2 separate regions of the Homo sapiens genome follow, and region 2 is linked to region 1. A link is an interaction called in ENCODE POLR2A ChIA-PET data of the cell type or tissue named here. Cell type or tissue: OCI-LY7. All regions are shown on one strand.

The links. ChIA-PET counts read pairs that join two places held together with the same protein. Peaks named below come from ENCODE experiments on the same cell type or tissue, not always from the same donor. Only the 100,000 strongest peaks of a DNase experiment are listed, where the experiment ranks them.
Region 2: POLR2A ChIA-PET joins it to region 1 with 6 read pairs; 2 of 35 experiments call an interaction of 5 or more read pairs at or near these places.

What each region holds. Positions count from the first base shown.
Region 1 is chr3:31,770,644-31,778,643 of GRCh38, forward strand. The region is part of intron 4 of OSBPL10 (oxysterol binding protein like 10); the gene reads right to left. Among named protein-coding and RNA genes, the nearest start is that of OSBPL10-AS1, 70 kb to the left of the region's middle. In OCI-LY7, no CTCF peak of the experiment used is centred here; no DNase peak of the experiment used is centred here.
Region 2 is chr3:31,913,001-31,921,000 of GRCh38, forward strand. All of the region lies in intron 1 of OSBPL10 (oxysterol binding protein like 10), which reads right to left. Among named protein-coding and RNA genes, the nearest start is that of OSBPL10, 64 kb to the right of the region's middle. In OCI-LY7, no CTCF peak of the experiment used is centred here; DNase peaks (open chromatin) are centred at 4,501, 5,331, 5,681 and 5,961; H3K4me3 peaks cover 4,215 bases; H3K27ac peaks cover 6,292 bases.

The sequences.
Region 1 (8,000 bases):
GGCATGGAGGTGCATGCCTGTAATCCCAGCTACTTGGGAGGCTGAGGCAGGAGAATCGCTTGAACCCAGGAGGCGGAGGTTGCGGTGAACCAAGATCGCGTCATTGCACTCCAGCCTGGGCAACAAGGGCAAAACTCTGTCTCAAAAAAAAAGAAGGGAACTAGTTTTGAGCTCAGCTTCACGGAAAACTAACAATACATAATAAAATACGAGAAAATACAAGCTCCTACTCAGTTAATTTGTTTACTGGTCGAGGGAGCACCCCATTCTCCCCATTCTAGGAAGTGGCACAGTTTAGTGTCTAGGAGTGTAGGCTGAGGACACCACTTATTAACTGTAATCTTGGGCATGTTTAATCTTCCTTGGCCTCAGTTTCCTTACCTGTAAAATGGGGCTCACAATAGTTCTCATCACATAGGCTTATCATGAGGAATGAATCAGTCCATATACGTGAATCACTCAGAAATGCTGCTAATACACAGCAAGTGTTACGTAAGTGTTTGTGTCTGTTGCTGTCCCTGCTACTACCAGTTATTACCCTGAAGGTTAAATGAGATTACACTCAGAGTGCTTAAAACAGTGACAGGCATGTAGGAAACACTGAATAAATGTTATCACAGATACAGAATTTCTATGCTATTGTGGCAGGCCAGGTCTAACTAACAGCTGAACAGGCAGGCCTCCATGACAACTGTTTCAGCACTAACTGAGTGGGTAAGTTCAATATTAAAAGCTGATAGAGCCAGTGTCCTTATGCAAAGGCTGGAATGTCACAAACACCCACCAAGAGTTTTGCCCAGGCCTTTCCTTGGCTTTGAAGCATGACAAGATAAAGAAGGAATTATTAACAGGACCCATTTAGGATTAAATGAGTTTTATTGGGGGTCTGAAGGAACTCCCCAGACCTCCACAAACAAGTTTTATTGGGGTATAAAGGAACTCCCCAAACCTCCATGATTTAGCAGGAGACAAGACAAAGGTAATCACCCCTGTCACCTGGACCCATCTAGATTAAGTAAATTTACTAAGGCTCCAGAGGAAGGTCTTCAGGACTCGGACCTTAATCACTCATGTCTTTAGATGAATGCACACTTACATGTCGACATATAGCTTAGAAGGTATATACGCTCTGGAAAACTTCGTAATTTTGAGTTGGTCTGACGATATTTTCCCGGCCTTCTCCCTATAACCCGTTACAGAAATCAACTCTCTTCTTTCTCAGTTCCTCTGCATCTTGTTATTGGGCCGCAAGAATAAGCAGCCCAACCCTCAGTTTGGTCCGGGAACACTATGTCATTTTAGCCAGACATCATGAAACATGTTCATTTAAGAAACAATAGATTCAGTGTAAAACATATTACACTTCTCTTGCAGAATCATTTGCCTAGCAGATTTTTTTTAAGTCACCAAATCAGTTACAGCTGATTCTCATTATGCACAGTAGTTATGTTCTATTAAAGTCTCCACAAACACTGAATTAGACAATACTAAACGTTTGCTCCTAGGGAAATACAGGGTTAGGTTACCCCGAACCTCTGGTCACAACATTTTTATCAACCAAAATGCCATTAGCTTTATACAGGTTCAACTGCCAAGGTCCTTATAAAATAAGCCAGTTTTATTAGTATTGAAAACCAGCCGTTCCACATAACCCCTTTCCTTTTTAACATTTAGCAGGTACAGTCAATCCTCATTATTCACAGTTCTGCTTCAAAAAGTCACCACAAATGGTGAATGAGCAAATACTCAACCATTGGGGAAATGTATGTGTGGGTGTTTCTCACAAAGACTATAATCTTAAATGCAAAAACAACTCATCTTGGTGGATTTTATTTTCCATTTTACCAAAGAGAAAATGAGGCCCAAAAGTGGTAAGCCGTTTGCCTGAGGCCACATCAGTAACAGGTGCCAGCACTGGGATTTGAACCCCCTCCAAGGGGCCCCAGAGCTGAGCTTCTTCCACTGCACTGCACTGCCCCTGCCGTCTCTATCCTCTGGTCATCTCCGCATGAAGCTGAAACAAGAAGGCAAAGCCCTGCCTTGTTTGCCCTCTCTGGGAACATGTGCATCCAGAAACACAGTTTTCACCATTCTGTGTGTCTGGAAATGACCACAAAAGCACTGCAAGTATCAATGAAGTTATAAATACATGTTAGGAAGTAGGAGAATTTGCAAATACAGAATCTGTAATGAGGATAGACTGTATTTTTAAAATTCTTTCTCAGATTCTTGATTCTCGGAACCTTCCTCTTCTGTAAATGTAACACTTTTCATGTCATATCGCCTTTCAAAACGTGCAAGCCAGCACTAGCCAAGAAGGGTTTCACATTTCCTGATCCTGGGTAACGTGACCAAACTTTTTTTTTTTTTTTTGGCTTTCAGTCCCATAATGCTGTCCACTATGCTTTAAACAAACAAACTGACAAATAAATAAATAAAAAGTCATCTCTTGAATCCACAAATGTAGCTGTTTTCTATTTTTCCCAAAGTTTCATATGCACTATAGATGTTACTTTAGCACTTTCCAGAGTGGCCTCACATACAGATTGGCAAATTTCCTCTTCCTTTTTTGGATGTACTACATTTTGATTCATTAACATAGAACTCACAGCCAGCTGCACTATAACTCACACGAGCATATCTGACATAAATATTTTCTCTGTAAGGCACATCACAACCTTCCTGCACTCGTCAGCACTACGCCTGGGGGACATTTAAAACAGCAAAATCACCAAGAAAATGCCCAAACATGCAAAAACTGTAAAATGGGGCTCACAATAGTTCTCATCACATAGGCTTATGAGGAATGAATTTGTTAATAAATGTGAATCACTTAGAAATGTTGCTAACACACAGCAAGTGTTACATGTTTGTGCCTATCGTTGTCCCTGCCACACTGACATTTGAAGAAATGAGGGTTGTGGTTGTACAAAAGGTCCCATATTATGGATCTGATTGTCCTTTATGGTGGTGGTTTACTTGCTTCTCCATCCCCTGTATTTTCTGCAAACCAGAAGGTAGGTCTAAAGGTCTGATTCGATTTGGAATAGGAATACTCATGAGTGTGGCTGAGAATGTCATGCTTCATCATGCAGTAGGCACATCAAGTTGTCCCACAGTAGTGACACTCAGTCAGAGACTCGAGTGCAGTGCACACTGCCTGGCATCTCTCTTGAAAGCTTTGTTTTCTCTCATGTAATTAGCAGGTAATCTTTCATACATTACAAATATACATAAAGGCCAGGCGTGGTGGCTCACGCCTGTAATCCCAACACTTTGGGAGGCCGAGGTGGGTGGATCACGAGGTCAGGAGTTCGAGACCAGCCTGACCAACATGGTGAAACCCCGTCTCTACTAAAAATACAAAGATTAGCCGGGCGTGGTGGCACGCGCCTGTAATCCCAGCTACTCAGGAGGTTGAGGCAGGAGAATCGCTTGAACCTGGGAGGCGGAGGTTGCAGTGAGCCGAGATTGCACCACTTCACTCCAGCCTGGGCAACAAGAGCAAAACTCCATCTCAAAAAAAAAAAAAAAAAGAAAGACAGACTGAAAACAGATGATGCTTTTCAGGAGATTCCTTTTAAAAGGGAGCAGAGAAATGACCTATTGTTAGAGGGAGAGTGTGAGGTCAGGTGAGGGGTTTTTCAGATGGAAGAAGTTATAGCTTTGTATGCTAATAGAAAGGATCCAATAAATTGACTTTAGAGGAGTAAGATGGGAGAATTGCCACAACAACGCCCTGGAGCAGGCGAGCGGAGTGTCGAGGCTGGCTGACACAGGTGAAGGTACAGTGTCTAGCAACAGAGGCAGATGGGCAAGTGGAGGGAAGAGATTGTTGGAAGTCCTCTTTTGTTTTCTGTTTTTGTTTTTGTTTTTGTTTTTTGTTTTTGAGACAGTCTTGCTCTGTAGCCCAGGCTGGAGTGCAATGGTGAGATCTTGGCTCACTGCTACCTCTGCCTCCCAGGTTCAAGCGATTCTCCTGCCTCAGCTTCTCGAGTAGCTGGGATTACAGGCACCCACCACCACACCTGGCTAATTTTTGTATTTTTAGTAGAGACAGTGTTTCACCATGTTGTCCAGGCTGGTCTCGCACTCCTGACCTCATGATGGGACCGCCTCAGCCTCCCAAAGTGCTGGGATTACAGGCATGAGCCACTGCTCCTGGCCAGAAGTCCTCTTTTGATTGCTTTTGTTCTCAGTGACACAAGAAGCCAGGTCATTACTTAAGAATGGAGATTGAGAGCTGAGTGTGGTGGCTCATGCCTGTAATCCCAGCACTTTGGGAGGCTGAGGTGGGTGGATCACCTGAGGTCAGGAGTTCGAGACCAGCCTGGCCAACATGGTGAAACCCTGTTTCTACAAAAAGTACAAAAATTAGCCGGGAATGGTGGCATGTGCCTGTAATCCCAGCTACTCAGTGGGGGTGGCTGAGGCAGGAGAATCGTTTGAACTCAAGAGGCAGAGGTTGCAGTGAGCCAAGATCATGCCACTGCACTCCAGCCTGGGTGACAGAGTGAGACTCTCTCTCTCCAAAAAAAGAATGGAGCTGTGGAAGGAAGTGCTAGAGGTTCAGGGATTTAAAAAAGAGTTTGCCCCGTGAGTACAGCCAAGTGAGAATGGGCAACAGATCTGAGGGAACATGCAAAGGACTGCTTCCACTGAGAACCATGGAACCCAAGCTGATTCAGGAGGAAAACAGAAACATGCAGAGAAGGGTTTCCAGGGGAAAGAGGATAGGACTCTAGAGGGGTAAAAAGCTGTTGGAGTCCAGGATCAAGGTGCCACCTGGAGAAACCTAGGAAAAGAAGGGATGGTTAAGGAAGTGGATGCCTTGAAACAGATCATGAAGGAGTTGAAATTTTTAGTAATGTTAAAGTCACAGGTCTGAGCGTGGGAGGGAGTGAGTGAGACGGCAGAGGTCAGGGAATTGAAAGCATCATCTATGTGGATGCTGAAATCACCAAAATTATGATAGGGCACTGCTGGAGGGAGTGATGGTGACTCACAAACTCAAACTGTCAAGGGATGAAGGAGGGACGGTGGGGAACACAGTGTGACGATGACAGGAGACTCAAAGGTAGATGCCTGTAGGGAAGGAGAGGTAAGAGTAATCTGGAATGACAGAGAAGAAAAAGAGGCCACTTACTCCATTTCCAGGCCTTGGAGGAGCGGGAGAGAGAATGCTGCCACCATGTAAGAGGGCTATGGGAGAGAACCAGGTTCCAGTTAGAGAACAAGGTGAAGAAATCATTTAGAGAACAGGTTGAGGATGTAGGGGATTATATCGCTGATGCAATATGAATTCCAAGGAGCACAATGAAAGGGTCTCAGGAGTTGAAGGATGGGGCAAAAACAACAATACAGAGGCACGTGGGGTTGCAAGTCAGGAGGGTGCAATGATCTGGGAATTCTGGGTTTCCTGTGATGGCTGCCACCTTCTGATTAAAGAGCATAATGAGATTAGACTCAATGGTATCAAGCAGAGAGTAGTGGCAAAACTGTGTGTCAGGTCTTAAAATTGAGATTAATTACATATAAAAGTCAAGCAATTATGCAACAAGCACACGAAAAAAATGCCCAACATCATTACTCATGAGGGATGTGCAAATCAAAACCAGGTACCGTTTCACAACCACTAGGATGGCTGTCATTAAAAAAGGAGAAAATTTTTAAAAGCTGGCAAGAATGTGGAGGAATTGGAACCTTCTTATACCGTTGGTGAGAATGTAAAATGGCACAGCTTGCTACGAAAAACAGTTGGGCAGTTCCTCAAAAAGTTAAACATAAAATTACCATATGACCCAGAAATTTCTAACCCCAAATAAATGAACACTGGTACCTAAACAAATATAAGCTCACAAATGTTCACAGCAGCACTATTCACAATAGCCAAAGGTGGAAGCAGCCCAAATGTCCACCAACAGATGAATGGATAAATGTGGTATATCCACACAATGGAATCTTATCCACATACAAAAAGGAATGAAATACTAGTACATGCTACAAAATGGATAAACTTCAAAAACATTGTAAGTGAAAGGAGACATAAAAAGTCATAAATTCTATGATTCCATTTACATGAAATATTCAGAAGAGGCAAATCCACAGAACCATGATTGGTTGTTGCCCAGGGCTGGGGGGAGGAGGGAAGGGAGGGCTGACTGCTACACAGGTATGGAGTATTTTCTTGGGGTGATGAAAATGCTTTGGAACTAGATAGAAGTGGCAGTTTCACAACACTGTGAATACACTAACAGCCATGGAATTGTTCACTTTAAAATGGTTAATATTTTAGGGAATTTCACCTCAATAAAACAATTTTTAAAAAATGTTTACAAAGAGAAAAAAAAATCAAGAAATTCTTTACCCATCTCAAGATCAGACAACCTTTAATCCTACACTAAAAGATTTAAATGTTGTTTACTATAAAAGTCATGCAATTATCAATGGAGTTTGCAACTAGGTTTTCTAAACACATAAAGCCTTCTGAAAACTTTCATTTAAAACTCACATTGTGAAGGGACTCCTGCAGCACTGAACAGCACATCAGATGACATGCCCCTGGCTCATCTTTGCCCAGCTCTGGATCACAGGAAATAATGAACAGCAGTGACTAAGCTTAACCTTATTTTCTAATTTGTTGTTAAAACATAATACACTTTTCAAGGCCCAGTAATTTTTTTTTTCATCTTTAGATAAGAGAGCCACTCTTTTTGAGGTGTGTGAGTGACTCGCTATTGTCCCCCTAGCCTGCTGGTTACTAAAGAGTATTTGACTCAGTAGACAATACAGGAAGTGCTAATGTCCCTTTCTCTGCAAGAGTGTACAGCACAGGACTGGGTTCAAGATGGCAGACAGGAGATAGGACTGACATGCAGCTCCCACTTAGATGATGGAACAGTGTGTGGAGACTCACAGTGTGGACTTTTGTTCCAGGAACCATTGTGAAAGTGTACTAGGAAAATCAAAAGAATTCACAGATCCTTTGAAAAACGTGGCCACTCTCCTTGCAGGCCACTGCAAATTCCACAAGACAAGCTAAAAACTGAGTTCCCAAAGTGTGAGGGGAGAAACCTGCCTCCAAACACATGTCTCCACTGGGGAATCCAAAAATCCAGATTACAGGAAAAGGATTTAACCTTACCTAGAGCTGAAATGGATTTAGCATGAAATATAAAATTACAAGCAGCAGTGAGAAGAGCCTTTTAGGCACTCCCATTCTCCAGCTCAAGCCCAGGGAAGCCATGCCTGACAATGTCTCACAGGGGCACTTGGGGAAGGCAGCAGGTGGAATCTGGGAAAGGTTGCAGGGTGAAAGAAGCTTCCAGCTGAACTTTGTAATGATTTTGACTGGACATAAACTCTCTTGAGCAGAATCTGGGGGCAAACAGGAAATGCTGGAGGAAGGACAGCAGAGTCACAGTGGACAGTATGGGCAGATGGGGAAGGGTGGGGCCTGAAAGCCATGGTTGCTTTCTCAGTGGGGAAATTTATAGCCTGGGGCTAGGTCTGAGTCCTGCTGCCTGGAGATAAACTCAGTGCTATTAGCAAGACTGGCCTTGCCAACTGTGTGGGAACTGGGTGAAGCCTATTGCTACCAGCTTTCCCCCACATCCCTAGTGACAGAGGCAGCCATAATCCCCTCTGGAACATAACCCTATTGGCCTGATAACTACCCCCATCCTCCACAGTGGCCGTGGCAAGCCCTGCCCAAGGAGAGTCTGAGCTCAGACCCGCCTAACCCTGCCTGCCTCCACCTGATGGTGTTTCTCTGAAATAGATAGTTTCAAAAATAGAATTGAAGAAGTAGAGGAACTTCAGAGCTCTAAGACAAGGCCTTTGAATTAACCTAATCAGGCAAAGACAAAAAAGAATTTTAAAAAATGAACAAAGACTCCAAGAAATTTGGGATTATGTTAAATAGCCACACCTAAGAATAACTGGTGTTCCTGAGAAAGAACAAAAATCTAAACATTTGGAAAACTTATTTGAGGCAATAA
Region 2 (8,000 bases), 140 kb after region 1:
CATACACACACACATATACCCACACACCCGCATATATAACAGCATAAGAACTGATTTATAATACAATCTAACTGGAATTTCTAAAATGCCATTTGGGGTTGATATATAATAGACTCTGTGCTTTTAATTTATACCAAGTAAATGAGGGGACTATAATACCACCCCTGGAGACCCTGTAGGCTTTTGTAAAGGGAGTCAGAAAGTGTAAATGGACACAGAAGTACTAGGTTTTTTTTTTTATTTTGTTTTTTGTTTTTTTTTTCTTTAAGATGGAGTCTCTCTCTGTCGCCCAGGCTGGAGTACAGTGGCACGATCTCAGCTCACTACAACCTCCACCTCCCAGGTTCAAGCGATTCTCCTGCCTCAGCCTCCCGAGTAGCTGGGACTACAGGCGCACAACACCACACCTGGCTAATTTTTTGTATTTTTAGTAGAGATGGGGTTCCACCGTGTTAGCCAGGATGGTCTCGATCTCCTGAACTCGTGATCCACCTGCCTCAGCCTCCCAAAGTGCTGGGATTACAGGCGTGAGCCACCACGCCCGGCCCAAGTACTAGTTTTATAAACCTAAATAGGAGAAAAGCAAAATCAAACTATTCAACCTCTTTGTGCATGTATTAATTCAGGCTACCTTAGACTACTGTAGACCACAGGCTAACTCAGAAACAATTAGAAAACTGACTAACCAAGGTGAACACAACAAAATATATGTATATAAAACTCTGAAATAAAGATATTGTTACTGACAAGAAGCGTTTTTTCAGTGCCCAAATGTGCAATATGCAATTCTATGCCCCGATTCTGTCATATCTCTAACCCACCAAAATCTAGGAGAATGGGAGAACTCTCATATTCTCGGAGAACCAAGAACTAACCAGAGGCTATAACCACCATTTCTTCCTTCTTTATTTTTTGATTGTTTGTTTGCATGTTTGTTTTTGAGACGGAGTCTTGCTCTGTTGCCCAAGCTGGAGTGCAGTGGCACAATCTCAGCTCACTGAAACCTCTGCCTCCTGGGTTCAAGTGATTCTCCTGTGTCAGCTCCCAAGTGTTGGGATTATAGGCACCCGCCACCACACCAGGCTAATTTTTGTATTTTTAGTAGAGACAGGGTTTCTCCATGTTAGCCAGGCTGGTCTCGAACTCCTGACCTCAAGTGATCCACCCACCTCGGCCTCCCAAAGTGCTGGGATTACAGGCATGAGCCACTGCACCCAGCCTCTTCCTTTCATTTTTAAGACGGTCCTAACCAAGATCAGTTATCTCCCTAGAATAGCATTTCCCGAAAAGTGTTCAGAGGTATTGGTGAATAAAAGAGTGCTATCGCCAACTAAGTTTGGGAAACTGAGCCAAAATACATCTCTACCAAGTATCAATTTCTTTACTGTGTGACTTATCAGAGTCTGTAAATATGCTTGTATTCATTATGCAGCTCCAGAAGGATATGGCAGCAGGCAGTGTTTCCCAACCTTACTAACCACAGCACTCTTTTTGTCAGTATATCTCATGTGACTAGCATTCCATGGAACCCACTTTGGGAAATGTCACAGCAAAAATATATCCAAGATGGGACTCTGATTTCCCAGTATATGGAATTATTTGAGCCCGAGACTCTGGATTTTAGTATCAAATTTTCCTAGTTACCGCAAATGAGGTGTTCTAAATATGAAGACTAGAACTAGAACTCACTTGACCCACTACAAATGCCCAACTAGTCATTAGCCATGTGCAACTATTTAACTTAAAATGATTATAAAATTAAATAAAATAAAAAATTCAATCCCTCAGTCATGCTGATCACATTTCAAGCACTCAATAGCCACATGTGGCTACTGGCTACCATATTGGACAACATACCTATATATCATTGCCATCACTGCTGAAGGTTCCATTGAACAGCATTACACTAGAGTATAAGCTCCCTGTGTTTACGGGGATGTGTCTATTGTGTTTTGTTTTGTTTGGTTTTGTTTTTTCCCTTTGAGACAGAGTCTCACTCTGTCGCCCAAGCTCCGTGCTGGAGTGCAGTGGCACAATCAGAGCTCACTGTAACCTTGAACTCCTGGCCTCAAAGCACAGGTATTACAGGTGTGAACCACTACCATGCCTGTTGTCTTCTATCGTATCCTCATCTGCATCCAGTGCACTGCTTTGAACACATTTTTTTTTTTAATAAATAGCCATTGAATGGTAACAGGGGGGAAAAAAAACCATTACCATGAATAAAATTTCCTCTTATTGGTGGTTTCCTGGAGTTGTTCCCTTCCACTTCGCCTCCCAACTCCTGTCCTCAAATTCTCTGGTGACCTTCAGGTGTTCATCACAGCACTATTCACAATAGCAAAGACATGGAATCAACTTAAGTGCCTGTCAATGGTGGACTGGATATATAAAATGTGGTACACATATATCATGGAATACTACCCAGCCATAAAAAAATAATCATTTCCTTTGTAGCAACATGGATACAGCTGGAGGCCATTATCCCAAGCGAATTAATGCAGGAACAGAAAACCAAATGCCGCATATTCTCACTTATATGTGTAAGCTAAACATTGGGTACTAATGGACATAATGGTGGCAACAATAAAAACTTGGGGCGACTAAAGTAGGGAAGGAGAGGGAGCAAGGGTTGAAAAACTATCGCATACCATGCTCAGTGCCTAGGTGACAGGATCATTCATACCTCAAACGTGAGCATCACTCAGTACACCCAGGTAACAAACCTGCCCGTGTACCTCCAAATCTAAAATAAAAGTTGAAAAAAAATTATCTGTAACCAACCACGCAACACCCTTTAAGAGAAATCCAGGCCGGGAGTGGTAGCTCACGCCTGTAATCCCAGCACTTTGGGAGGACGAGGTGGGCAGATCACCTGAGGTCAGGAGTTCAAGACCAGCCTGACCAATACGGCGAAACCCCGTCTCTACTAAAAAATATAAAAAATTAGCCAGGTGTGGTGGTGGGAGCCTGTAATCCCAGCTACTCGGGAGGCTGAGGCAAGAGAATCGCTTGAACCCGGGAGGTGGAGGTTGCAGTGAGCCAAGATCGCACCATTGCACTCCAGCCTGGGTGACAAGAGTGAAACTCCGTCTCAAAAAAAAAAAAAAAAAAAGAATCCAGCACTGTCTCCAGGAGGGAAATAATTAATGTACAATAAGTATGCATGTATTTATTTTGATACTGATCAAATTCTATCCAAAAGGCTATAGCACACAAACATGGATGCACTGATACTGGCTTCTACATTCTAGAACCCAAAATAAGTTAACATGCAGAAATCAATGTGCATATTTTGTACAGCTTCCTACTCACCTATTTCCCCAATTCTAAAGTCACGTAAAATGTTCCTTCTTGGTTTGTCTTCCTAATTGGGTGATTTGGCAAGTGTAGAGTGAGTGGCCACCCCACTGCCTCTAAAAACAGAGGAGTCAAGTGTAACAACAGGTTGGTTATAAGCATTATGATGCCTTTGTTCTCATGAGCAGTCAGAAGTAAAATATCTGACACCTTTTTTCATGCACCAAACCTCACTCTAAATTGACTCTTAGTCTTTTATCACCCACCCCCACAAATGATCATTTTCCACAGTCCATGGCTCACCAATGAGTAAGCTAATCAATACAGTAAAAATGTAAATGTTTGTTCCACTCAGTACTCTTAAATATTGGAGTGGACACTTTCAAAATCACCTTTCCCTGATAACATAAAAGCTCTCTAAATCCCTGATTAATTACTTCTCAGGCACCTGTTAATCTCCCTCGCTGTTTCCAATTAACAAAATCAAAACCAACAGGTTTTAACATTCTTGCCAAAAAGACCAATTGTGTTGATTCATCCACCTGGCCCTCTCCTGAAAATGGTTGCTTATCTCTGCTTTCCATCTTTAACTGTTTAATAAATGTTTTTATTGTAAGCCGGGACTCCTATTAAGATATGCAGACTAAATATATCTCTTTTGTTCTAATATTTAGATTTCAAAAAATCGATTTCAAGCCTCTCCAAAAGCATTTCTTCTAAATAATGTGAGGCTGTGCCTCCTTGCATTACTTTACTTCCCTTGTGCACATCAATAATGAGATTCCAGGAGGAGGTCAATAGGACACTGGAGAATAAGACAAGACAAAGTCGGTGTCACAGCCGGGGTTCAGCATCCCACCGGTGCCCACACTAGGCCCCACACAAGAAATTACACGACAGTTACAGCGTTCATGTGAGGTGGGGCCAAGGGCCTTGGCAAAGGAATTTCAGTGTCCAACTCCACTAGGAGTCCCAACCAAATGAGAAAGTAATTCAATCTTTACAGTCTTTATAGTGAAAAGCTATTAACGAGGTGTCTTTTGCTATGTTGTGAAAAATGAAAAGAATAAATCCTTACTGCTTGACTAGAGAAAAAAAGTACATTCAAGAGCCTCTGTTAATTTACATGATGGGTAGTTTAGCACACCTGGCTGCAGACAAGTGCAACCTATGCAAATAGGTAACCCCCAGCTGAAAGACTACAGACACCCAAACCTCCTACTCACAAGTATGCTTTGTTTTTATCAAGCAACCAGCTTTTGAGAGTCTCTCTGAACCTATTCTGGTTCTGGAGGCTGCCTGATTTAAAACACAAAAAGAGAAAAGAAACTAGCTGTTGAGATAGGAAGGAGCACCTTGGAAGGTACAAACTGATCTAGTATGCTGACAATCAATCAATCAATACCTCAAAACATGTAACCTTGACTGGACTAACGCACTCTTTTTTCCTCTTGGCTTCCAGTAGGATTACTGCACTAATTCCCAAGAGCTGCTGAAGTATGAGGCTGACTTTGCTCCTCGGTTTTGTTATCAGCCTTAGTTAAGGTGTTTGAGAGAAACAGATACTTAAAATGTGTGATTACAGTTTAAAACATCAAGGGACTCTGATTAAATCTTTAAGTGGTGCTAACAGCCTTAATAACTTTAATTTGTTAAATTTAGAAACTAAGTGAGGTTAATCAATGAATAAGTGAAACCATTTTTGACATGAAAATTACTACTTTATAAATAAAAATTTATCTACAAGTTGAGCTTAAAGTTCAAGAAATACTAGGTTTTAAAATTTACTATTTTAATAAACTAATAATTGAAAAAGAACAACTTACTATAAATATCATTCCAAACAAAAGCCCTCCTCAGTTATTAAAAACACAATGACAATTCACTTAACCTTTATGCCAGTATTTTAAACTTTCTCTTTTGCTTTAAAAAATAGTAATAATGACAAAGTTAAAAGACAGCAAGACAAGTCCCTGAAAGTGAAACAAAAACATCTAGAAGACACACACTGGAGTTGTTTTTTCTTTTCTTTTTTTTTTTTTTAAAGAGACAGGGTCTCATTCTGTTGCCCAGGCCAGAGTACAGTGGTATGATCATAGCTCACTGTAGCCTCGAACTCCTGGGCTCAAACGATCCTCCTGCCTCAGCCTCCTGAGGAGTGAGCTACCATGCCTGGCTCCAGAGCAGTTTTGTGTCTAAAGAGTTTGGAATGGAAAATCACCTCAGAAAGGAAAAGGGTTAATGAGATAGTAAGGCGGTCATCACTGGGACCACTGCTGACCAAACAGGAAACAAATGAAAGTAAGCAAGTCACTGGCCCCACTACCTCCAGCCCAAGCCTATAAGGATAGGAAAGCAAAGTCAGTGTATGGGGTAGACCAGGTGAGACCATGGCAACAGGGGCCCACATACCCCATTTCCTGTGCCATGTGGAATGCAGGCCCACTACTGCTAGACCATCTATTAATAAATCTTCCAAAAAATTTCAGACAGTGGTAATTTGTACATATTCAGATGTTTAAGGGAAAGCATTTGATTTTTAAATCATGGCAACTAGTGATGGAAAACATTTGCACAAGCAAAACAAAACACATATGCAGGCCACAAATAGCCCATCCAAAGCCCATTTGTGGTTTCGATCTACAAGATAAAGTCAAACTTCACAGCATGAGGCACTCACAGCCTGGATCTCACCTGCCTACCAACTGCCCCCAGTCACACCCTATGTCAAACATCCTGCAACTCCTGAAGATGATTCCAAATGCTGGGCTTTTGCTCATACTGTACCTTCTACCCAGAATGCCCTGCCCAGACCACCTGGAAAGATCGCCTCTTTCATGGACTGTGTCCTCCTGCCCTCAGGTAGACTCAACCACTCCTTTCTTTGCCTCTTACACAGATTTCTATCATGACCTTTATAATGCTTTAGTATTAATGTAAATAAGTCTGACATATCAAATCCACTTAGAACAGCACTCCGCAGAGGAAAAGACCAAATTTAAAACATAGATAAATTCCCTATGACTTATTTATTGCAAGTAACAGAAACTAATTTGGTTGCTTGAGGATACATCGGGGTGACTTACTGAATGAGGCTCAAGGCATCTCACAGGAGCCAAGGAAGGTGGCCAGGTCTTAGGAAGGGCTGGAGCAAAGACTGGAAATCCAACCAACAGAGAGGAAGTGTTTTCTCCCTCTGGTTCCAATCTCTGTTTTTCCAGAAATGAACATAGTGGTTTCAGTTCCCAAGATGACACCTTCTAGAATTCCAGGAATGTGCTCATCCCAACCGGCTATCTCATCAATTCAAATTTCTAAGTGAGGATCTGATTTGTCTCTTTCACCCAATCATATCACCAGAGTTAATAAACATCATTACCAAAGGTCCAGGGAGGCAGTTCACAGAGCAGGAGGAATGGCTTCCAGAATGTGCCTCCAAAACTGTTTGCTGAGTAAATAGCAATCACTATCCTGGGCTGAGGAAAACAGGAAGTACAACACAGGCACTGCAAATCTATCCACCAAATCAGGCTTTACAGGAAGACTAGAATGAAAGCACTTTTTTATTAGAGGATAATGGCACTAATAGTGCAGACTGTGAAACATGGACGTGTTGTTAAGATAATGCATTTTAGCTTTCATAACTATCTTCTACTTTATTCCAAAGAGAAGTCCAACTTTCTGTGCCCTCCAGAGGAGCAGAATAATAGAATAATGACTATGAGTTCTGACTGGCCAGCCATTGTCAGTGGGTGCTCAAGAGATTCAAGTGTAAAGAATTTAAAATGCAGAAGATGGAAAAGGTAAAACTATAAAGACATTATAAAGATCAGGGGTTGCTAGTGGTTTAGGGGAGGAAGGGAGGAATAAGCAGGTGAAGCATTGGGAATTTTTAGGATGGTGAAAATATTCTGTATGATACTGTATTGGTGGATATGTGACATGCATTTGTCAAAATTCATAGAACTGTCCAACACAAAGAGTGAACCTGGATATATGCAAATTTGAAAAGAAGAATCATTTAGGAAGTCAGGGGATCCTAGGAAAGAACCCAGCCTGTGACAAAAGAATCTAATTGTATTACAAATGTAGGAAACAACCTTACTGAAGGAGGTAGGAGAAAGAGTAACCTAAGTGACTTTGCAAGTGAGTGGCATCTGTAAGAGTAAAGGCAAAAGGAACAGCACATAAGAATTGTACTCTAGCTGATAAAGTTGCTTCCCATGGGGATGCAGGTTACCAATGCTGCTACTGCTACACATGTGTACTGGAACTAAACAATTAAGTAGATGGATGGTAGATGGTAGAGGCCAAGTGATATGGTTTGGATATCAGTCCCTTCCAAATCTCATGTTGGAATGTGATCCAAAATGTTGGAAGTGGGGCCTGGTGGGAGGTGCCTGGGTCGTGGGAGGGAGGCAGATCCCTCATGAATGGCTTGGGACCATTTTCTTGGTGATGAGTGAGTTTTCACTCTATTTATTAGTTCACACCAAGAGTTGGTTGCTTAAAGAAGCCTGGCTTCTCTCTTGTTCCCTCTCTCACCATGTGATCCACTAGCTCCCCCTTCACCTTCCACCATGATTGGAAGCTTCCTGAAGCCAACACCAGAAGCAGATACCGGCACTATGTTTTATGTGTAGCCTGCAGAACCATGAGCCAAATAAAACTCTATTATTTAAAATAAATTACCCAGTCTC